Regions from separate parts of the Homo sapiens genome. Here regions 1 and 3 are each linked to region 2. The links are chromatin loops, found by intact Hi-C in ENCODE. Cell type or tissue: ovary. All regions are shown on one strand. Links, peaks and the distances in the headings refer to the core of each region. The heading gives the core; the rest is flanking DNA.

Region 1 (3,134 bases), core at 218-2,717, 180 kb before region 2:
CCAGCCCAGGATGCAGGAGGAGTCCTGAGTGGGCTGACCCTAGCTCAGAGCACGGGAACAGATGAGCTTCCAAGAGGCTGATCGGATCCTCTACAGGGGCCCCAGGACAGTCGTCACCCCTCATGGAGGGCTCTGCCACCCCTGTTTGGAGGTGACATCGACCACTGCAGACATGGGCTCCCAACTGGGCTCCACTGCCCGAGTGCTCTGGGGCCCTGGACCAGGCTGGCTCTTCCAGAGTGCAGGGTCCTCCTTGGCCATCATGAGTGCCCACCTATGTCCACATGGAGACCCTCCTTGCTATGCTGGTTCACAGAGCTGCCCAGATGCAGGAGGCAGACACTCGTCCAGGCCCCTGGGGCCCTCCCACAGCAGCACCGGGAGCCTGGTCCCAAGAAGGATGGTGTTTCCTCCGGGTTCAGCCTGTTTGGCTCCCCTGGCCCGGGCTGGAAAGGGTCTGAGGACATGCCTGAAAGACCCAGGGATCCCACCATGAGGTGGAGAGGGCAGATCTGAGGGCCTTAGGGAGGCAAGAGCTTGATGGCCCTCACCTTGGGTCAGAAGGTCACTTTGCTGAATGCTCCCCAGGGCTGTCAGGAGGCTTGGCCAGGGCAAGGGTGAGGAAACACTGCGGGCCCCTGAACCTCAGGCCCAGCCTGCAGGGGTCTGGGTAACCCCACGGGCCTCAGGGAACAGCCAGGAGCTTAGGGGGCCCGTGGGCCTTGGGTGGACGAGTAGGCTGCGTCCAGCTCCAAGTCCCAGCCCCATCCTGGCCGCGGGACCCTGGCTCTGAGCTGCCCGCCGGGTCCCTCCTCCTGCGTGCGATCGGTCACCTGCCAGATGGGGCACCTACTGGGGATGTGCCTGTTGCTGTCGCTGGCCTCTGAGTCACTAAAGCCTAAGCTCCTTGAGGGCCGGGTGGTTGCTGGGCCCGAGTCTGTGCCCCAGCCCTGGCCCACGCCTGCCCTCAGTAGCCCCACTCCTCCCTTCACGGAGCAATCCCGGCTTCTGCTCTCCATGCCAGGATGAGGCAGCGAACGCGGCCAGAGGACCCCGGCTGCTGGGCGCTCAGTGATGAAGGAATGAACACGAGCACCCTCAGGAGCCAGGCTGGGCAGGGAGGGAGGCGCCGGCTGCGGGGACGTTCTCGGGAGGCCTGGGGAAGTGAGCCCAAAGGGCCGCCCCGGCAGATGCTGACCCCAGCAGGAAGTCACCGTCCGCAAGGAGCGCCCCGCTAGGCTCAGGCTTGGCACACGACACCTCGCTTCCACTTCATTTTCCTACCTTCCGGATGACGAACTGCGTCTCAGACAACTGAAAGGACTCGCCTGAGTCCCACAGCCGGAAAGAGGTCGGGGTGCTGCCCCCCGCGCGGGGCGGGCAGAGGAAGGGCCGGGCCCGAGCGGCCACCAGGTGGCGCTGCTGCCGCGAGAACAGCGGCCCGGGCCGGGGACGCACCCGGCGCCCAGACTCCGCGGCCGCACCCGGGCTCCCGGGGCCCCAGCGGCCCCAAGACAGCCTCTGGGCCTCACCCTAAATACATCAATTATGACCTGAGCAAAAAGTTCTGTTCCAATCGTTGCTCTCCGACATTTCCATTGTTTGCTCTGGAAGGAGCTGAATTATCTATGCTCTTCCCTCCTTCAGTCAAGGAGACGTGGGAGGAAACCGGGATGGGGATCAGCAGCCTGGAGGCCGCCTCCGCTGGAACCGCGCCCGCCCCGCCAGGAGGCTCTGCCTGCTGGGCAAGGCGCACTCAGCCAGCCCCGCAGGCCGCCACGCGACCGAGGCTCACCAAGTCCACTGCAGGTGGCAGGTGAGGTCACCTGGGCAGCTCTAGGCCCGGCCGAAATATCTCATCTGCTCTGTTCTTGGGCAAGTTACCTTACTTGTCCCCACCTGCAAAATGGGCACAACTGCAGCTCCGAGCTTGGAGCTGGGGGGCTTCCGCCCATGACAGTTCAGGCAGGGTGCAGTCAGCGCCCACAAATGTCCCTTGTCCTTGTCTCTGCCGTGCTGTTGATACTGATGGAGTATAACACCAGTCCCTGGGGACTGGCCTACCCGCTGGGGCTGGCTCATGCCCCCAAGGGGATGCGGCTTCAGCAAAGCTTCTCAACCGTCCCCATCCCAGAGGGGCCCTCCTGCCTCAGACCAGCCTCCTAAACAGGTGCAGGATAGGACAGCAGGGAGGTTGGGTTCTGGTGAGCAGACCACATTTCTCAACCTCAGCACTCCAGATATTTGGGGCCAGATAATTCCTGTTGGGTGAGGCGGGCACCCTGTTCATGGCAGGATGTTGAGCACACCCCTGGGCACTCCTTGCCAGAACCCAGTGGAACCCTCCCCCTAGTCGTGACAACCAAAAGTCTCTCCAGACACTGCCAAATGTCCCCCGGGTGGGGGGAGGGGTGGCAAAGTCACTCTTGGTTGGGAGCAACTGACCCTCAGGGGACCAGGACAAGGAGCCTGAAGCTGGTGCTCCTGACCAGCCGGGATCACAGAGTCCAGCCCCTCCTCCCAGAGCAGAGTGGCTCCACCAGCGTGTGGCCCCGGGCAGGCCGCTCGCCCCCTGGAGCCAGGGTCCTCACTGTCAAATGGGGATGATCACAGCGCCTACTCCACAGGGTTGCTGTGGGGGTGAGGGCATAAAGTCACATAAAGGGCTTCAGACGGTGCCTGTCCCAGAAGAAGCTCTACAAACAGTCACTTGCACGAACGCCTTTATGATTGTCGTCATTCCTGTTGTGTGCTGGGGTTTCACAGACCTCCTCTTATGGGGGAAACTAAGGCCCCATGATGTTAAATTGCTCACCAAAGGTCCCACGAGTATGGACAAAGCCAGAATGAATGGCAGGGACAAGGTCCCACCATCCCTGCTCTGTGAGCACATGTTCTACCGTGCCCCCCAGCTGAGTGCAAAGTGGGCTCCCCCAAGGCTGGAGGTCTCTTGTTCCAGGCAGGGCTTACAGATCAAATCTCATCACGACAGAGAACCACGAGAGCTGGGGCAGGAGGCGTGCACCTCATTTCTCTGCCAGAACTCCCATATCGTTCCAGCATTTTGTTTCCAGCCATCTTCCCCAAAGCCTGGGAAGCTATTCCCAGAGAGAGCCAAGCTGCCAGAACAGGAT
Region 2 (3,072 bases), core at 573-3,072:
CACCAACAGACTGCAACCCCATGTCAACTCCCACCACCTTACCTCACCCTAAGTCCGCAGCAAACATCTCCTTTCATTTAGGAAATTAACCTCCAGCGTAAAATGGGACACACCTCTGAGGCCCAGGATGTCCTCAGAGACAGTGGGCGATGTCAAGGGCTCACCATTTTAACCCAGCTCCTCCAGGGATATTTACAGTTGTTTGCAATATGGCCAAGTTCTAACTAAATCCAGCCAAAGGCAGTGATTTTCCAAAGCAACAAGTGATATTTTCTGTGTCTCCATAAAAAGAATGACAGTGGTTGCAGAGCCCTGGTGTAATTGCCGGCTCTGCAGACTGTAGGATGAGCCTCAGCTGCCCGAGTACGGGCGTGCTCAGGGGCCACGGGGGCTGGGAGAGTGGCCACTCACTCGGGGCAGGAGTTCCCTGAGTAGCAATTAGAGCGGAACCCATGGTGGGCGGCTTCAGATGTCTGGCCAGCACAGCCAGCCTGACCACCACACACCCAATCCAAAATAGAAAACTGCAGTGGCCTCTGCTGTGTGCCAGGCCCCGGGCAGCCGGACAGAGCACCGCCAATGTCAGCCTCCTCCCTCAGCATCGATCCAGGCTTCCTCTGAGGCCCCCTTGTGCTGAGCCACGGTCCCTCCTGCCCTCTCCAGGAAGCAGAGCTTCCCAGAGCTCCAGTCACAGGACTAGAGAGGCGCAGGCAGTCTCAAAAGGGATCCCCTAGCCTCTCTCTTGTCCTTCAGGCGCTGCCCCCAAAAGATCGAGCAGCTCATGGGCACTAGAGCCTTCATTTCCAAATGCACCCCTCAGCTCAAAATAGAGAAAACCAACTTTTCAAAGAACCAGCTGGAGTTCAACAGGAAACCACAGCAGAAAAACCAATGATTCCCGGTCAGCCAAGGGGCAGAGGGCTAACTGGGCATTTCAGCATCACTGCCAGCTCCCTGGGCTGGTATTACCCGCACGCAAGGAAACAGGAAGACTGACTGCCAGCCCATAAGTCCACCACACACATATCACGCCAGTATGCACAAGGACGGACACAAACTCAACAGATGCTCAACACACTGATGTGCAGAAACCCAGACACATACGTGCACAAGAGACACTGGCACACGCACATGTTCACACAGGTGCACGGGCACCCAGATGCAGGTACACACCAACGTTCCACAACACATGTGCACACACTCACAAAGGTACACACACATACACGGACCCACCCCCGGATGCAAGCCAGAGACCTGTTCAGGCAGGCAAAAGAGAGAGGCGCACGCTCCTGCCTGCTGAGCCTTTTGGAGACCCGGGCGCTCCCCATGCATAAATGGCCCCCTGCTCAGACCAGTCAAAACAACCTGCTTTCCAGCCAAGCCCTTCAGTTGGAGCACGAGGCTCACTAAAGCACGGGAAGGGCGCGGAAAGTCCTCAGCGCAGGCCTTGCCCTCCCAAGGGACTCCCAGGTAACCCTTTTCCAAAACCCAGGCGAGAGCAGCGGAGAGAAAGGAGCTAGAGAAGTGCGTACTCACCAGCCCATCGCAGTTGCTGAGCGCCACAGAGGAGGCTTCGGCTAGGCCGGCCACGTCTCCGACGTAGAGACAGCTCCCGAGCAGGGGCTCCACGCGGGTGGTGCCCTTCTCGCCCTGCCACTCCATAGTGGCCCCGGGCGCCACGAGGCGGGCGTTGGGCCGCAGCCGCAGGTGCAGGTCTCGGCCAAAGACCGTGACATTGTAGAAGAGGTGACTGCCAGGCTCCTCCTCGTTGCCTCCGGGGAAGCTCGGGGTCCGGACCGGGGCGGCCCTGCGGGCTCGTACCCCTGCTCTGGACGTAGCTGCCGACACCACGTGGGACACCAAGCGGCCCTGGGCGTCAGTGCGCACGGGCACCGCCAGGATGCGCTCCGCTCCGTGCCCCAGGGGCCCGCCTGCAACGGGAAGGGGCGTTAGATCGGCGGAGACCACGGAGCCCCAGTGCCTCAGAGACCCGCCGGCAAGCCACGCCCCCCCAGACCCCGCCCCACTGCGAAGGGAAGGGGCATTCCGCCAGGCGACCCCAGAAGCCAGCCTGCACCTCCCCGGCTTTCCTGCAACCGGGAAGGGGCGTTAACAGGGCCACCACTCCGGGGCTCCGCCACTCCCCAGCCGTTCCCTCCTCCGGAGACCTTGCCTGCCAAGAGCTCTGCCCCCTGCCCCGTTCAGGGTTGGGGCTCGGTGGGAACCTCCCCGTGCCCGAAGGGACGACCCCGTCAGAGAGTCCCCCGACCCTTGCACCTACCGTCCTTGGCAGGACGTGGAGCTGCTCGGAAGCCATTCCGGGTTGGCCCCCTTACCCGTGTGCCACGACCCCTCGGCGGGCCCCTGCCGCCCGAGTGCCCTCACCGCCAGCCTCCGGAGCGGCGGAGTCTCGGCTTCCCCGAGCACGAGCGGCCTGTCCTGCCTGTCCAGCTCCCGCTCAGCCCGCTGCCGGCCCCGTCTCCCCGAGCGCCCGAGGACTGGGAGGGGTGGAACAGGGTCCCTCCGATCTCCGGGGATTCCCTGCGGGGCGCCCCAACCAATCCTTAGGGCCCAAGGCTACGCGCTCGGCAGCCGGCTCCTCCGGAGCGTCCCCGGACGCGAGCCCCGGCGCCGCCTCGCCCTGGCTCCCCCCTCGGACCCGCTGGGGCTGACTCTGCGCTCTTGGCCGCGGGGCTTTTCCCGGCCCTCCGTCCCCACCCTCCGCGACTCAGGAGCCGCCAGTGCTCCGAGGCTCCCCCGGCCCAAGGCGCTCGGGGGCGGTGCGGGGCGCCCCCTGCGCGACCAACCCGGCCCCGAAGTTGGCCAACTTGGCCCCGGGCGGGGCGCGCGGAGTTTGCCCAAGTCAGGCTGGACGACGCCTGGGGAGGGGGCGGCGGGGCACGCGGGACAGGGCCAGGCCGGCGGGGGTCCCGGGGAGTAGGGGCCGGGCCGCACCTACCTGGGGGGTCGGCGGCGGCGGCGAGCCTGGCGTTCGCGGGCGGCGGCGGCGGCGGCAGGAGCGGCGGCGGCAGCAGCAGCAGCAGCAGCAGCAGCGCGGGGCAGAGCAGGCGG
Region 3 (3,134 bases), core at 218-2,717, 78 kb before region 2:
GCTGGGGACCTGAAAAGAGGGGGCATGCCCAGCCCACAGTTGCTGATCAAACGCCAGATGCCCCCGTGAGCAGATCACAGCTTCACCCCTGAGCCGTGTACTGTCTGCATGCCAGGGACTGTTACCTTGTGCAAAACCCGAAAAGCTCTTTGGAGGACATTCCCAACACAGATCCAAGGGAAGGAAAGAAAGTATCAATTCACTGTGTCTGTGGAAGATGGCGAGGCAGAGGAGGGAAAGGGGACGGAGAGCAAGTGTCGCAGTGAGCACTGGGCAGGCGCCCTGTGCCCTGCGTAATTCCAGCAGCCCCTGTGCCACTGCACCCAGGTACAGTGGAGATCTCAGCACCCAGGTTCTGAGATCCTGAGGGGCTGGGTGAGCTGCTCTGGGCCCCTTAGTGAGCCAGAACAACAGCATGTCGGGTGGAGCTGAGCACACTGACCCCTGCACCAACAGCAGCATGCTGGGCGGAGCTGAGCGCGCTGACCCCTGCACCAGCGCTGACCCCTGCACCAACAGCAGCATGCCGGGCGGGGCTGAGCACACTGACCCCTGCACCAACAGCAGCATGCCGGGTGGGGCTGAGCACACTGAACCCTGCACCAAACTGCCCGCTGCCCACCCCACTCACCCACCTAGTGCTGGAAGCATCTGTGGGAGCAGCCCTAATGCAGCTCCTCAGAACCACTGGCCGGTCTTCCAGAACTGTCCCCTGCACTCGAGTTGGGGCTGCAGCCAAGCCAGGGCCAAGGCCACCATCCTCCGGGTCAGGCTTGTCACCTGCCCACGGTGCTCCACCAAAGATCCAGGCCCTTGCCAGCCACATTTACCTGGTCGGCTCCACCCCTGAACCAGAAACCATGTCGGGAGGGGAGAGGTGGCGGGGGAAGGGCAAGCCTGAGACTCAGGGACTAAATTTATGTCGGAGGCACAGGGGAGTTGCTGCGCACGTGGGGGCTGTCAGGCGGAGTGCCAGGCCCAGACGCCGTGGAGGGGGAGCACACCCTGGCACGTCTCCACTGTGGAATAAGGGGGGCCCAGCCCTCGCTGGGGCTGCAAGCCTCGCTTCTGCCTTCACAGCCCAGGGGGTGGGAAGCACCCACAGGGCAGCGCTCTGAGCAGCAGACTCCAGCCAGAGAGCCAGCCAGGCCCGGGAGCTGGCCCCTCCTGCTCTCCCCGGCTGACCCCAGGCAACTCCAGCCTCGGAGAATGTGCAGCCTCGGCTTTCCCAGCGCCGGCCCCCGCCCACCCCTTCCGCGTGGGCCACATCACCGCGCTGGCATCTCCAACAGCCATCCCAAGGGCCCGGTCTGCACGAGGACAGGAGCGCCGCGGCGTCTGCCAAGGGTGCGCTCAGCCCTGAAGCACGCCTCCCGGAGCCGCCTCGGGTTTCACAATCAGTGCTTCTCCCTGGGTTTCCCGGGGCCTGGGCTGCAGGCTCAGCTCCAGGGTGGAAAGAGAGGATGAGCTGAGAAGACTCCAGGGATCCAGCGCCGAGGCGCTGAACTCAGTGAGTCGGCAACAGTGGCTTGGCAGGGCCCAGGCTGACCAGGGTATGAGAGAGAGCACCTATCACCACGCCAGAGGCCCTGGCCTCAGGGGTCTGGGGAGTCACTTGGGAAGTGCCCGGTTGGAGACACAGAGACAGGTCTGGGCACAAGACGCTGGCCAGGTCCAGGGCTCACCCTGCAAATCCAGCCAAAGCCCTCTCTCCATTCTCCCTTAGGACCCAAGGTTCAACACTTAGACATGTCAGCTGAATCATGACCCCCGGACGTCCATGTCCTAATCCCCCAAAACTCGTGAGCATTACCTTATATGGCAGAAGAGACTTTGCAAATGTGTTTAAATCAGGGGTCTTGAGATGGGGAAAGTAACCTGGATGGTCCCAGCGGGCCCTAAATGTTATCACAAGTGTCCTTCTAAGAGGGAGAGCTGGCTATAGAAGAGGAGAAGCCACGTGACCAGGGAGGCAGAGACTGCAGCAATGTTGCCACAAGCCAAGGAACGCCAACAGCCCCCAGGAGCTGGGAGGGGCCAGGAATGGATTCTGCCCTGGGGCCTCCCGAAGGAACCAGCCCTGCCAGCACCTTGATCTTAGCCCCTAAAATCCTATTTCAGAGTTCTGAGCTCCCGAACTGTGAGGAATGCAGGTGTGCTGTTTTAAGCCATTAAGGTGTGGGTAACCTGGTACAGCAGCCACAGGAAGCTGAGATGGACGTCGACAGCTACAGGGCAGAAAGGCTCTCTGACCTGGCATTCAGCAAATTGGCACCCCCCAACAAAGCACACGGCCCTCCTGCCCCATCCTGGGCCCCCCAGCCCCCACCTGGGCCAAGCCTCACATCCGCTGTGTCAGTGGGGCTGGCTATCTGCTCGCCACTGAATGGATGAGTCTCGCCTGCTCCCCAGTCCTGTGGTCTGACAGAACAGAGCTCCTCTCTCTCTCCTGTGCCATTGCTCCAGCCTCCCCCACCAGCCTCCCTCACACTGCAACCAGTACGAGCTTGCTGAAACACTCAACTCTTTGTGAGACTGGAGGGCGCCATCCCCACCTTGGGTCATTCAAGGCTGCTGCTTCCATGGAGGCTGCCCCACAGCTCTCTGCCTCCAGCCCTGGGCTCTGCACACCCAGGGGGAACTGTCATGCCTGAGGTCCGCCCCCACCCCCGCCGCCCACTCTTCCCCCAGGATCCCCTGCGGCCTGGAAAACTCCTACCCAACTCAAGGCAAAGTCACAGGGTGGAGACTGTGGGTCAGGAGGGGCTCTTCCTGGCCTGGTGGGGAAGGGCTGGCTGTGGGCTGCAGGTGGCAGCCACGCTCAGCCACATGGAGGAGCTGCCCAGTGCCGGCGCTTGTCCTCTGTCTCCTGGAGGGCCTTCCTTGGTGCAGCGAGGCTGAGAGGCTCCCGTGGTGGCGTGCCTCGTCTGCCCGTCAGGGAGGATGCTGCAGCCTGACAGCAGCAGGCAGAGGCTTGGCACCGGCGGTGTCTGGGGTGGAGGCAGCCAAGGTCACTGGCACGTTGCTGTCTGACTTCTCTTCCTTCAGCCCAGCAGGGTGTGTGCACAGCAGCCTGGTAGCAGTTCCCCAGGATGGGAAGCACCTGCCCCTCCTCTGTCCCAAGGCCAGGCCGG

Evidence for each region. A loop is a pair of places that touch in the nucleus more often than their neighbours do. Peaks named below come from ENCODE experiments on the same cell type or tissue, not always from the same donor. Only the 100,000 strongest peaks of a DNase experiment are listed, where the experiment ranks them.
Region 1: a loop joins it to region 2, with 6 times the contacts of the local background. A loop is called at or near these places in 55 of 110 quality-filtered maps.
Region 3: a loop joins it to region 2, with 3.0 times the contacts of the local background. A loop is called at or near these places in 14 of 110 quality-filtered maps.

What each region holds. Positions count from the first base shown.
Region 1 is chr5:179,165,869-179,169,002 of GRCh38, forward strand. All of the region lies in intron 5 of ADAMTS2 (ADAM metallopeptidase with thrombospondin type 1 motif 2), which reads right to left. Among named protein-coding and RNA genes, the nearest start is that of ZNF354C, 110 kb to the left of the region's middle. RefSeq lists an enhancer at 1,220-1,721 and a silencer at 1,335-1,544. In ovary, for the core only: a CTCF peak has its summit at 1,413 (motif pointing right); DNase peaks (open chromatin) are centred at 743, 1,403 and 1,713; H3K4me3 peaks cover 594 bases.
Region 2 is chr5:179,342,231-179,345,302 of GRCh38, forward strand. ADAMTS2 (ADAM metallopeptidase with thrombospondin type 1 motif 2) reads right to left here. Exons shown (of 22, transcript NM_014244.5): 1 at 2,960-3,072; 2 at 1,537-1,931. Among named protein-coding and RNA genes, the nearest start is that of ADAMTS2, 1.7 kb to the right of the region's middle. In ovary, for the core only: a CTCF peak has its summit at 1,878; DNase peaks (open chromatin) are centred at 635 and 1,947; H3K4me3 peaks cover 1,895 bases; H3K27ac peaks cover 798 bases.
Region 3 is chr5:179,264,455-179,267,588 of GRCh38, forward strand. The region is part of intron 3 of ADAMTS2 (ADAM metallopeptidase with thrombospondin type 1 motif 2); the gene reads right to left. Among named protein-coding and RNA genes, the nearest start is that of ADAMTS2, 79 kb to the right of the region's middle. RefSeq lists enhancers at 1-811, 812-1,705. In ovary, for the core only: no CTCF peak of the experiment used is centred there; DNase peaks (open chromatin) are centred at 697, 1,347 and 2,514; H3K27ac peaks cover 1,749 bases.